4 separate regions of the Homo sapiens genome follow, and regions 1, 3 and 4 are each linked to region 2. A link is a contact called in ENCODE Hi-C or POLR2A ChIA-PET data. All regions are on one chromosome and are shown on one strand. The core of a region is the stretch at or near the end of the contact, and the rest is flanking DNA. Distances in the headings are between cores, read along the strand shown.

Evidence for each region. Hi-C counts contacts between places; a loop is a spot of excess contacts on that map. ChIA-PET counts read pairs that join two places held with the same protein, here RNA polymerase II (POLR2A). Pooled maps may share reads with other maps.
Region 1: a loop to region 2 is called in a pooled map, with 6 times the contacts of the local background. The contact joins two enhancer-like sites. A Hi-C loop is called at or near these places in 3 of 50 pooled maps. POLR2A ChIA-PET finds 5 or more read pairs at or near these places in 2 of 52 experiments (activated B cell and activated CD4-positive, alpha-beta T cell).
Region 3: a loop to region 2 is called in a map with no recorded cell type, with 10 times the contacts of the local background. The contact joins two enhancer-like sites. A Hi-C loop is called at or near these places in 2 of 37 single-sample maps with no recorded cell type and 4 of 50 pooled maps.
Region 4: a loop to region 2 is called in a pooled map, with 9 times the contacts of the local background. The contact joins two enhancer-like sites. A Hi-C loop is called at or near these places in 2 of 37 single-sample maps with no recorded cell type and 4 of 50 pooled maps.

What each region holds. Positions count from the first base shown.
Region 1 is chr9:112,060,106-112,062,805 of GRCh38, forward strand. The region is part of intron 13 of SUSD1 (sushi domain containing 1); the gene reads right to left. Among named protein-coding and RNA genes, the nearest start is that of LINC02977, 21 kb to the left of the region's middle. Within about 2 kb of position 1,331, at least 28 of the 41 ENCODE cell types and tissues checked have a DNase peak (open chromatin) inside an H3K27ac peak, as active enhancers do.
Region 2 is chr9:112,808,175-112,810,874 of GRCh38, forward strand. All of the region lies in intron 2 of SNX30 (sorting nexin family member 30), which reads left to right. Among named protein-coding and RNA genes, the nearest start is that of SNX30, 59 kb to the left of the region's middle. RefSeq lists an enhancer at 2,376-2,700. Within about 2 kb of position 1,342, at least 3 of the 41 ENCODE cell types and tissues checked have a DNase peak (open chromatin) inside an H3K27ac peak, as active enhancers do.
Region 3 is chr9:112,030,966-112,033,465 of GRCh38, forward strand. It overlaps LINC02977 (long intergenic non-protein coding RNA 2977), which reads right to left. Exons shown (of 3, transcript NR_186812.1): 2 at 103-200. Among named protein-coding and RNA genes, the nearest start is that of LINC02977, 8.2 kb to the right of the region's middle. RefSeq lists enhancers at 1,101-1,190, 1,321-1,610. Within about 2 kb of position 1,251, at least 4 of the 41 ENCODE cell types and tissues checked have a DNase peak (open chromatin) inside an H3K27ac peak, as active enhancers do.
Region 4 is chr9:113,515,830-113,518,529 of GRCh38, forward strand. RGS3 (regulator of G protein signaling 3) reads left to right here. Exons shown (of 23, transcript NM_001394167.1): 14 at 1,712-1,795. Among named protein-coding and RNA genes, the nearest start is that of RGS3, 53 kb to the left of the region's middle. RefSeq lists enhancers at 1,406-1,655, 1,816-1,945, 2,347-2,636. Within about 2 kb of position 1,447, at least 10 of the 41 ENCODE cell types and tissues checked have a DNase peak (open chromatin) inside an H3K27ac peak, as active enhancers do.

The sequences.
Region 1 (2,700 bases), core at 81-2,580, 750 kb before region 2:
CACATGTCAAACGCCCTATCTCCTGCTTCCTAAGAGCCCATGAATCACTAGGTTAAGAAGAGGGAGCCCTCCTCCACAGTGGGTGTTGGATATGGAAAGTCTCCCCCCACCAGGTTCCCAAACATCCTAGGTATCCTCAGGGCCCTGATTTTCTTTCTTTTCTTTTCTTTTTTAAGAAGGGAGTCTTGCTCTGCTGCCCAGGCTGGAGTGCAGTGGTGTGATCTCAGCTCACTGCAACCTTTACCTCCCAGGTTCAAGCGATTCTTCTGCTTCAGCCTCCTGAGTAGCCAAGACTACAGGCACTCGCCACTATGCCCGGTTAATTTTTTTTGTATTTTTAGTAGAGATGGTGTTCCACCATGTTGGCCAGGCTGGTCTTGAACTCCTGACCTCTTTAGCTGGGGGAAGTTGTTGCACGTATCACTGCCCTGTGTGCCCACCTCTGCCTCCCAATGGGCTGGGATTACAGGCGTAAGCCACTGTGCCTGGCCCAGGGTCCTGATTTTCATAAAGTCTTGGCTCACTTTCAGCCAAGGGCTTTCTACAAAAGAGATAAAGTAAAACCCACAGGGCAATAAGTTGTCACCACCAGTAAACATTTATTAAGCATCCACTGCCTATGGGGAACACCTGTAACAACAAACTTGCCGGGAGACTTGAAGACATCCCTACATCATAGCCACAGGTAAGAAAGTAAATGTTGCAGCACCTCCATGCGGTCCATAAGTACATCTTTAAATCCCTCTCATCTTTCCATGCAGGTGGTGGTGGTCAAGAGCAAGGTCGAGGCTCACCTGTGCCCATTTGGTTCCGTACATTGCTCACTAGAGGCATCATCGACAGAGTATGAATCAGCTCCCCAATTAGCCTGACCGTAATCACCTGTGTTGCTTGATTATTATACAAATTCCCCGACCTCATACCGACCTACTGAATCGAAATCTCTAGGAGTAGATTCTGGGAATCTGTATCGCTGGTAAAGCTCCCAGGTGATTCCTATAATCTGGCAATGTGGGAGACACGAGCATTAAGGGAACCCAGCAACAGGCTCCATCCTCTGCCTAACATCAGCAACCTCAGCAGAGACTTGGTCCCAGGGACCTTGCTCCATTATGTACCCCAAGACACTGTCCCTAAATGGTGCACAAAGCAGACTCAGGCCTGTCTCACACACTGGCAAAGCTGCTGCCCCCCAGCTCAAACCAGGTAGTCAGGCTTAGGAAAACCACCCTGCCTGCTGGTAATTAGCCATGTGATGTTAAAGAAGCAGCTGTGGCTGTTTGGAATATGACTGTTCTGGAAGGACTTTTCTCCTCTTTTTCACCACCACACTCCCTCGAATGACTCACAGTTCTCCACTTCCTGTTTTGGAGGCGCTGGCCGGCATATAGCCACAAGGGTAAGCTGTCATTTGGCTTTTCTTTTGCATTATGTCATTATTTGACATAAATATCACATTTGTTCTTGCAAATGCTCTCAGGAAGTGACATCACAACTTCTGTTCTCTTTATAATGACAGAATTACAATGCCTTCTGGTAACTTGTCAAGAATCAGAACAATTTATACAATGTCCATCCCTGGAAAGATCTTTGCACATTTACTGAACTTAAATGAATATAAAAGCAGGAAAACCCTAAGTTTTATTATAAATGGATATACAGATAATATCGCCAGACTTTCTTTTTTGTAATTTTATAATATCTCACTTTTTTTTTTTTAACCTTGATTTTACCGAAGGGTCAGCAGAGACAAAGGCAATGTTGGTGAGGCCATGTACATTTTCATCTCCTTGAGCTGGTACTGTGAGCAAGCTGTTCATCTCTCCACGCCAACCTCAATCTTCCTCTCTAAAAAAGGGACTGATGCTACTTTCCTAATCCTGCCATGACCTTTGCAAATAAAACACTTAACTGAACACACTGTAGTCCTCCAACTGAGGTAAATTAATTCCATCCTAATGCCATCTGGAATCCCAGAAGCAGTCATTAATTATACAGTGTCTTGCCTGTAACTCAATACATGAAAAGACAAAAAGATTTACCTAAATGATCTTTTCAGAAACCACTGCACACCCCCCAAGATCAACCTTACATAAAGGGCAACATATTCTGCCTTTGGGAAATGAAACGATGCCCCTGACCCACCATCCATAAAGGATGTACTATGAGACATGAGTGCAAAGGACAATCCTGACATGTCCTAACATGCAACCGACGTTTACCCAGGGACCAAAGGAATGGATGTAATTTCTTGAGCTAAACTGCCCAAATGCTTGTATATAGGGTCCTTTAGAAGTCTCTCTATGTGGCCGGGTGTGGTGGTTCAAGCCTGTAATCCTAGCACTTTGGGAGGTTGAGGCTGGTGGATCACCTGAGGTCAGGAGTTCAAGACCAGCCTGACCAACATGGCAAAACCTCGTCTCAACTAAAAATACAAAAATTAGCCAGGTGTGGTGGTGCACACCTATAATCCCAGCTACTCAGGAGGCAGTGGAAGGAGAATCACTTGCACCCAGCAGGTGGAGGTTGCAGTGAGCTGAGATCGCAACACTGTACTCCGGCCTGTATGATGGGAGTGACACTCCATCTCAAAAAAATAAAAAATAAAATTTAAATTTTAAAAAAAAGAAGTCTCTCTCACCATTAGAAAGGATGCTGGTTGGGATTAAAGGCCAGTCTGTACCCAAGGAAACAAAAGAG
Region 2 (2,700 bases), core at 92-2,591:
ACACCTGACCCTGTCCTGGGACTTCCACTTCTGCAGAGGTCCTCAAACGAAGTTAATGGTCAGAGGACAAGGTTGTTCAAATGCTTTGCTTTATTACCTTAAGGCTTTGATGCTCTAGTCCTAATTCAGATTCCTGATGACCAGGGCTGGACAAAGTACAGAGCTCTTTTTGCCTGAGCTAAAATAAGTGAAGGCTGACAGCCAATGTAGGCAAAGAATTATCCACCCAAATCTAAGGTAAAAGTATCTTCTCTCCCCAGTGGTGGAGAGCCAGTTTAGGCCTTCTTAGGGCAGGCAGCTTCTGGCTCTTTTTTTCTGGAGACTACAAGAAAGTAACATCATAACAGCAGCTAGTTATTGGACACTTACCATGCACTGTACTTTTTTGCAGTTGAAACCCTTTTATTTTTATGTTATATAAGTAATGTATGTTCATTGTAGAAAAAAAAGAAAGTTCAAGTAAGCTAAAACACTAAAGAATGCCTATACGCTCACCAGCCAGAAATAATTGTTGCTGACTTTCTATACTACTTCATCCAGTTTTACAAAAACGAGTATTTTGTATACTGCCAATTCACTTAATACATTGTGAACATGTTTCTATGCTAGGAAATGCCAGTAAGCATGCTTTTATGCTATTGTTTATAAGACTGCAATAGCGTTCCATTGTATGGATGTGCCCTCATTTATTTTGTGCTAAATGCTTTACGTATATTATCAGTTAATCTTCACACTCAATGAAGTAGATATAAATACTATTATCTTACAAATGAGAAAATTGAGAGACAGAGATGTTAAGAAAATTGCTCAAAGACATGCAACTCATGGGTGGTGGAGCTAGAACTTGAGTCCAGGTCTCTCTGATTCTAAAGATAATAAATATTAATAATCTTGCCCAAAAGACATGATTTTCTTTCTTTTTTTTTTTTTTTGACAGAGTCTTGCTCTGTTGCCCAGGCTGGAGTGCAGTGGTATGACCTCAGCTCACTGCGGCCTCCGCCTCCCAGGTTCAAGCGATTCTCCTGCCTCAGCATCCTGAGTAGCTGGGATTACAGCACTGTGCCTGGCTAATTTTTTGTATTTTTAGTAGAGATGGGGTTTCATCATTTTGGACAGGCTGGTCTCAAACTCCTGACCTCAGGCGATCTGCCCACCTTGGTTTCCCAAAGTGCTGGGATTACAGGCGTGAGCCACTGCGCCTGGCCCAAAAGACATGATTTTCAAGAGAGGGATGGCCCCGATACCCAGCACTGTGGTCCAGTAGCATGGCCTGTGTGGTTGAAACTGACAATACAGAAGTAGGCTTGAGGGTGAGGAAACAGAGGCGAGCCTTCAATTCCCTTCAGGGTTTATTATTTTCTTGTGTTTAGCCTCATTACCAGTGGTGTGTAAAAAAAAAAAGAAAAAGAGTCATAACACCCCAACTAGTTCCTCTTTCTAAATGCCTCAGTGGTCAACAGAGTCTAAATGCTGCTCCGAGGCTGAATTATGTACAATGCAAAGTGGACGTTAGTTTAATGACACAGTTATTGCTGGTTGTGGTGTGAGCAGTTTCATTGGTGTAGTGATGCAGAACCCAAGTGGGTTAGAGTGAGCGAGGGGTAAGAGAGAGAAGAGTGTTAGAATTCTGGCAATGAAAACAAGCATAGAGAGCAGTGGTCAGAAGTGGGCATGGGTTTGAGGGAGAGGGAGGCTTTTTTTTTTGGACTGCTGCTGTTTTTAAGGATGAAAGAGACTTGTTTAACTGCCAGTTGCGCAGTATTGGTAGAGAAGAAGGCATTAGGTTGAAGATTGGAGAGTAGGATGGAGGCTCCTGGGAAGGCGGAGGAAGCTAGAATTGCCACCGAAGGGGCGGTGTACTTTTTCCATTGTTTGTGGAGAAGGAAGGGAAGTTTGTTTTGTGGCAGGAAGTTAAGGGGTTCTTTGCTTATATCTGGAGTTTTCTCTCTGAATAGATGATGAAGCCTTCTAAGGGTGGGGGTGGTTTGAAGTGGGGATTAGAAATTTTCACAACTTTTATGGGCTTTTTGATAAATGATTTGGACAGTGTGGGAGTGAGCTGACGTAAGGGAGTATGAAAAGGGTGCCTGGCAATGTTGGAGGGTCTGGTTGTAGAATGTATCGTGTCTGTCCGTGTGTTTGCTTGATTTTGTTTCTCCTCTAGCAGTGTGCTCACACACCCAGGTCTGGTAGAGCAAGTGGGTTTTTACGAGTTGGGTGAATGGGCAGTGGGGAGGGAACAACATTTAGATATTGCTGTAAGTGATTGAAGTTCTGGGCCATGGAATGGATGCTGAGTAAAGAAGGAAGGAAGTAAAGACATGAATGGATGGAATGTCAAGGAACTTTAGGTCCCAAGAGGCTGAGAAACCAAGGATGTTGGGAAGAGGAAGAGCCTGAAATATAGGGGATGCCGTTTAGAGGGAGATGTGTGGGTTTCTCCCTGGTGACGGTCTGGGAGAGGCTGTGGAATGGAAGGAAACATTGCTTGCTTAGAGGCTGGTGTTGTATGTATGAGCCACCTGGATCTCGAGGGCACTTAGGTTGTGGAAGGGCTTGGAAAGGAAGCCTGAGAGCCAGCTGCTTGAATCTTCAGGGCATCAGGAGAAATGGCAGAGCTGTCAGTGGATGACAGCTGTGCGGGAGAGATACAGGATGTATGTCACTGGATGGCACGAGCCTCAGAAGGGTTTTCACAGG
Region 3 (2,500 bases), core at 1-2,500, 780 kb before region 2:
ACCATTGCACTCCAACCTGGGCAACAGAGCAAGACTCGGTCTCAAAAAAAAAAGAAAAGGTTGAAGATGTTGTGATAACTAGTATATAAAAAAAAATCTCACCTGCCATTTTGATAGTGAAAATTTTGGTCAGCTGTCTGATGCCCACCCAGCTTTCTACTCCAGTGTTCTCATGTTCCTCATTTGTTGCTTCACTTTCTCTGGTACAAAAACAAAAACAAAAATACAGGTGTGACAGCAGAAGCCCAGACAGCAAAAGCAAGAAAAGACAAATGGGATTATATCAAACTAAAAGTTTCTGCAGAGCAAAGGAAACAATCAACAAAATAAAAAAGCAATCTATAGAATGGGAAAAAATATTTTTAAACCATATATCAATAAAAAGTTAATATCCAAAATATTATATGTAAGGAACTAATACCACTCAACAGCAAAAAAAAAAGCAAGTTACCTGATTTTTTAAAAATGGGCAAAGAACCTGAATAGATTTTTTTCAAAGAAGATATATAAGTGACCAACAGGTATATGAAAAGGTGTATGACATCACTAATCATCAGGGAAATGCAAATCAAAACCACAATGAGCTTTCACTTCACATCCGTTAGAATGGCTATTAACAAAAAGTCAAAAGATAACAAGTGTTGATGAAGATATGGAGAAATGAAACCCTTGCACACTGTTGGTGGGAATGTAAGTGGGTACAGCCACTACGAAAAACAGTATGGTAGTTCCTCAAAAAATTAAAAATAGAACTACGGTATGATCCAGCAACCCCACTTCTGGGTATATACCCAAAAGAAATAAAATCAGTATGTGGAAGAGGTTATCTGCACTCCCATATGTATTACACAGTCGTTCACAATAGCCAAGACACGGTATCAACCTGAGTGCCTGTAGACAAATGAATGGATAAAGAAAATATTCATACACACACATGAATATCATTCAGCCAAAAATGAAGGCGGCTAGGCATGGTGGTGCATGCGTGCAGACCCAGCCCCAGCTAGTTGGTAGGCTGAGGCAGGAGGATTGCTTGAGCCCAGGAGTTCAAGACCAGCCTTATCTCAAAAACAAACACAAAACAAAGCAAAAACAGAAAGAAGGGGAAGAAGGGGAAGAAGAAGGGGAAGGAGAAGGAGAAGGAGGAGGAAGAAGGAAGAAGAGGCAGAGGAGGAAATCCCTGTCATTTGCAACAACATGCATGAACCTAGAGGACATAATGCTAAGTGAAATAAGCCAGACACAGAAAGGCAAAGGCAAACACTGCATGATCTCACTTGCAGGTGGAACCGAAACAGAAGAACTCATAGAAACAGAGAGCAAAAGGGTGGTTACCAAAGTTAGGGGTTGGGGAGGAATGGCGAATGTTGGTCAAAGAGTACAAACTTTCAGTTACAAGATGAATAAGTTTTGGAGATCTAATGTATAGCATGGTGACTAGAGTTAATAATGTATACCTGAAATGGGCTATAGGAGTAAATCTAAGTGTTCTCACCACACACAAAAAAGGTGAGGTGATGGATGTGTTAATTAGCTTGATTGAGGTAATCATGTCACAGTGTATAGGTGTATCATATCATCACATTGTATGCCTTAAATACATAAAACTTTTATTTGCCAATTATACTCCAATAATGCAGGACAAAGTATACAGGTCTGACATCCAGAGAAAAATATCAGCAGACTTAAAATATCTGATCATTTTCCCCCGGAGGAGGATTGTACAGTTTTTTTAATTGATGAGTAACAATTTTATGTAGTAAGCCTATTCACTCTCTGTTAACCACATTTATTGCAAACAAGTTTTTCCCAAATGTTTAGACATTTATTCCTACTTATTCTCACACTTCCCTGATAATTCACTGAAATTGCGATCAAGGCTTTATTCTCAGCAGGAAGTACTTGTACTTCTCTAAGTGACAGACAGGCTTAAAGAGTGGGCTCAAGGGTGGACCAAGGGCAACTGCAGATAGGCCAATTAGACAAAAACATTCAGGAAACTGGTAGTTAAAATAAATAAATTAAGCCTGTGGTGATTCAGCAAGCTTATTTCTGGAAATAGTTTTTTTTTAATCTACATACTTTGGTTTTAGAGTATGTGGCATAAATATTGAATGTGGAGCATTTCCAAAATACAATATAACTCAGACTAACTTAAATAATGATTCCTTTTACTGTGCATCAAACCTCACTTTTTTGTGTTATGGATGACTAAAAAACAAGTTTTCTTTCTTTATAAGCATTAGTTTTATTAAAGCAGTTGTAAATGGTTCTATAACCACCCTTGCAATGGGGCTCCTGAGGGACTTCCTTGAAATTAGATTGGAAATTCACTGAGATCAGAGGACATTGGAGCTTTCCAGTTGGAAAACACTTGAAAGTTCAGTCTGGCTGGGCATCCTCTCTTTTGGACCCAATCTCCGGTTCTCATTTCACTTGGAAAGTACCTGCTTAAAAGTTTACTTTCTTGTTGCTCAATTTAGACCATTTATTTTCCTTT
Region 4 (2,700 bases), core at 197-2,696, 710 kb after region 2:
GTTTTACGGTGGTTGCCCACTCTTCTTTTATATGGGTATACTGTATTTATTTAACCAGTTCTGTATTCAGATACTTCTGTCTACTCTTTTGCTATTGTAAATAACCCTGTGATGAAAATCCTTGCGCATGGATTGCCTCTCTGATTATTTTCCTTGGGAGAGATTGCTGAAAGGGAAATGACTGGGTCATGGGTCATAAACATTTTAAAGGCTCTTTACACATATTGACAAATTGCTTTGCAGGAAGATTCTAATGGTTTATCGTCTTATCAGCAGCATAGACATGACTTGGCCCCACGGGCTTCATTTCTGCCTGTGCCTCTCTGGTCTCCCTGGCATCCCAGTCTGAGCCTGTCACTGTCCAGTAGGCACACTTTGTTAGGATGCAACACATCTCTGGGAGCTCACACGCCTCCCCTTAGACAGCTCTGTCAGCAGGGCCTGGCCTTAGCCTTTCTGTGGGTCTCTTCTCTTTCTTAGCATGTGACACAAAGTTCTTGGCATCTACAATGTCTAATTTTCTTTCTTTTTCTTTTTTTTTTTTTGAGATGGAGTTTCACTCTTTTTGCCCAGGCCGGAGTGCAAGGGTGCGATCTCGGCTCACTGCAACCTCCACCTCCCAGGTTCAAGCAATTCTCCTGCCTTAGCCTCCCAAGTAGCTGGGATTACAGGTGCCCACGACCATGCCTGGCTAGTTTTTTGTATTTTTAGTAGAGACGGGGTTTTACCATGTTGGCCAGGCTGGTCTCGAACTCCTGACCTCAGGTGATCCACCCGCCTCGGCCTTCCAAAGTGCTGGGATTACAGGCATGAGCCACCACATGCGGCCTGTGTCTAATTTTCATGTTCATTTTAATATTTGTATAAGAAACTACTTCTATTTAAGAGACAGTCTCTCGCTGTGTCCCCCAGGCTGGAGTGCAGTGGTATGATCACAGCTCACTGTAACCTCAAGCTCCTGGCCTCAAATGATCCTTCCACCTCAGCCTCCCAAGTAGCTGGGATTTCAGGTCCAGCTTGCTATTTGTTTCATGATCTTTCTTTAAGCACCTTGCTTGATGTCATGTACTTAGAAGCCATATTAGAAATATACAGTCATAAGGACAAGTCCTGCTGGGTAATCCAGAGCTTAGGGAGCTTCCTCTGGGCTGGGCTGGGCAAGGTGAGGGAGTAGGGTGAGAGGTTTGGGTGATAATTGACCCTTGGGGGATTGCCTGAGAAGGAGACAGTTCAAGTGTGCTATGAGTGCAGAGCAGGGACTGGCCTGGCTTTGAAGGGACTCAAGTGACCAAATCTCTTGGCATGTGGCTCTCAGGATGCCTCTTGGTCCTGTGAGGCATGAACAGGATAGATGGGGGATGGCGGGGGCTGGGAGGGCCCAGGAGCCCAGTGCAGTGGGGGGTGAGAGCTGGGGCTGAGGACTGCAGAGGGCCTAAGCCTGTGGTTAGACTTCCTGTCAATGAGTGTAGCTCTCACGGTGAGGGTTGATGGGGAAGGTGGCAGCAACAGTTCCACAGGACAGCAGCGTCTCTCTTTCTGTTTCCATCTTATGTATGAGGGGGTGTGTGGGTTCTCGGGTCGGTGGCGGGCTGACAGTCTTCTCTGGGTCAGAGGGTTCTCTGTGGCTGGCTTTGACAAGCTGCTGCTTCCTCCCCCCGGGTCCTCACCCAGCCTCTTTTTGAACTGCCCACTCAGCCTGCTTTATTTCCAGCCTCTAGATCTCTGTAATCCTGCCCGGACCCTCCTGCTGTCAGAGGAGCTGCTGCTGTATGAAGGGAGGAACAAGGCTGCCGAGGTAAGACTTTCACCTGCATTTTTTAGGGGGCTTTCTGGGTGGGCTTCATTGGCATTCTCCAGGCCCCTCACTTTGGTCTCTTCCTGAGTATCTTAGAATTGTACATTCTCAGGGTAGGGGAGACCTGAGAAGGACCCCGCCACTCTCCCTAGCAAAGGCTACCCAGCTTTTTCTTGTACATCTCCTTTCAAAAGCTGTCGAATCCTTCTTTGATGGTTAGAAAGTTTCCCCAGCCCCTAAAGACACCCCATTGTTTATCCCACCTTCCTCTCAGGAGCAGAAGAGATGGCAATTTACCCTGGCTGTGGGGAGTGACTTTGGTGGCAGGAAGAGTAAAGCTATTAGCCAAAGTGAATTTTTAGACCAGCATCAGTTTACCTGAGTTTTCTGGGCCTGTTTTAACCCAAATCCCATGTCCTCTTCTGAGAGACGAGTCTATGATTTCGCCTGGGTTGTAGCTCTGCCTGTGGGGTGCTGACATGGGACCTGTGTCACCCTTCCTGGGAGCTGGCCTGGGATGCTTTTCTCTAATTGGGAGAACTTCATTCATCTACACAACCCCAGAGCTGGTCAGTTCAGTCTCTGAGCTTAAACTACTTGGGTACAGAAGTTGGAGCCCTGGGCTCTGCCCTGGCTACCTGGGGCCATGGGGTGAGGGTAGCAGGCTCTTTGCAGATCAGGCCCCAATGTAGAGCTGCCTTGGCTGAGTCGAGTGGCAGCTTGGGGTAGTGGAAAGATCAGGAAACTTGGAGACAGGAAGTTTGTATCGAGACCCAGGTCTGCTGCTGGCTCACATGTGATTTCTTCCTTCTTCCTCAGTCTTTCCATCTGAGCAGTAGGTATGTGTGTATTTGAGGCAGTAAGGGCAGGGTCAGAGGTTGGTCTGTAAGGACGCTTTAAACCTC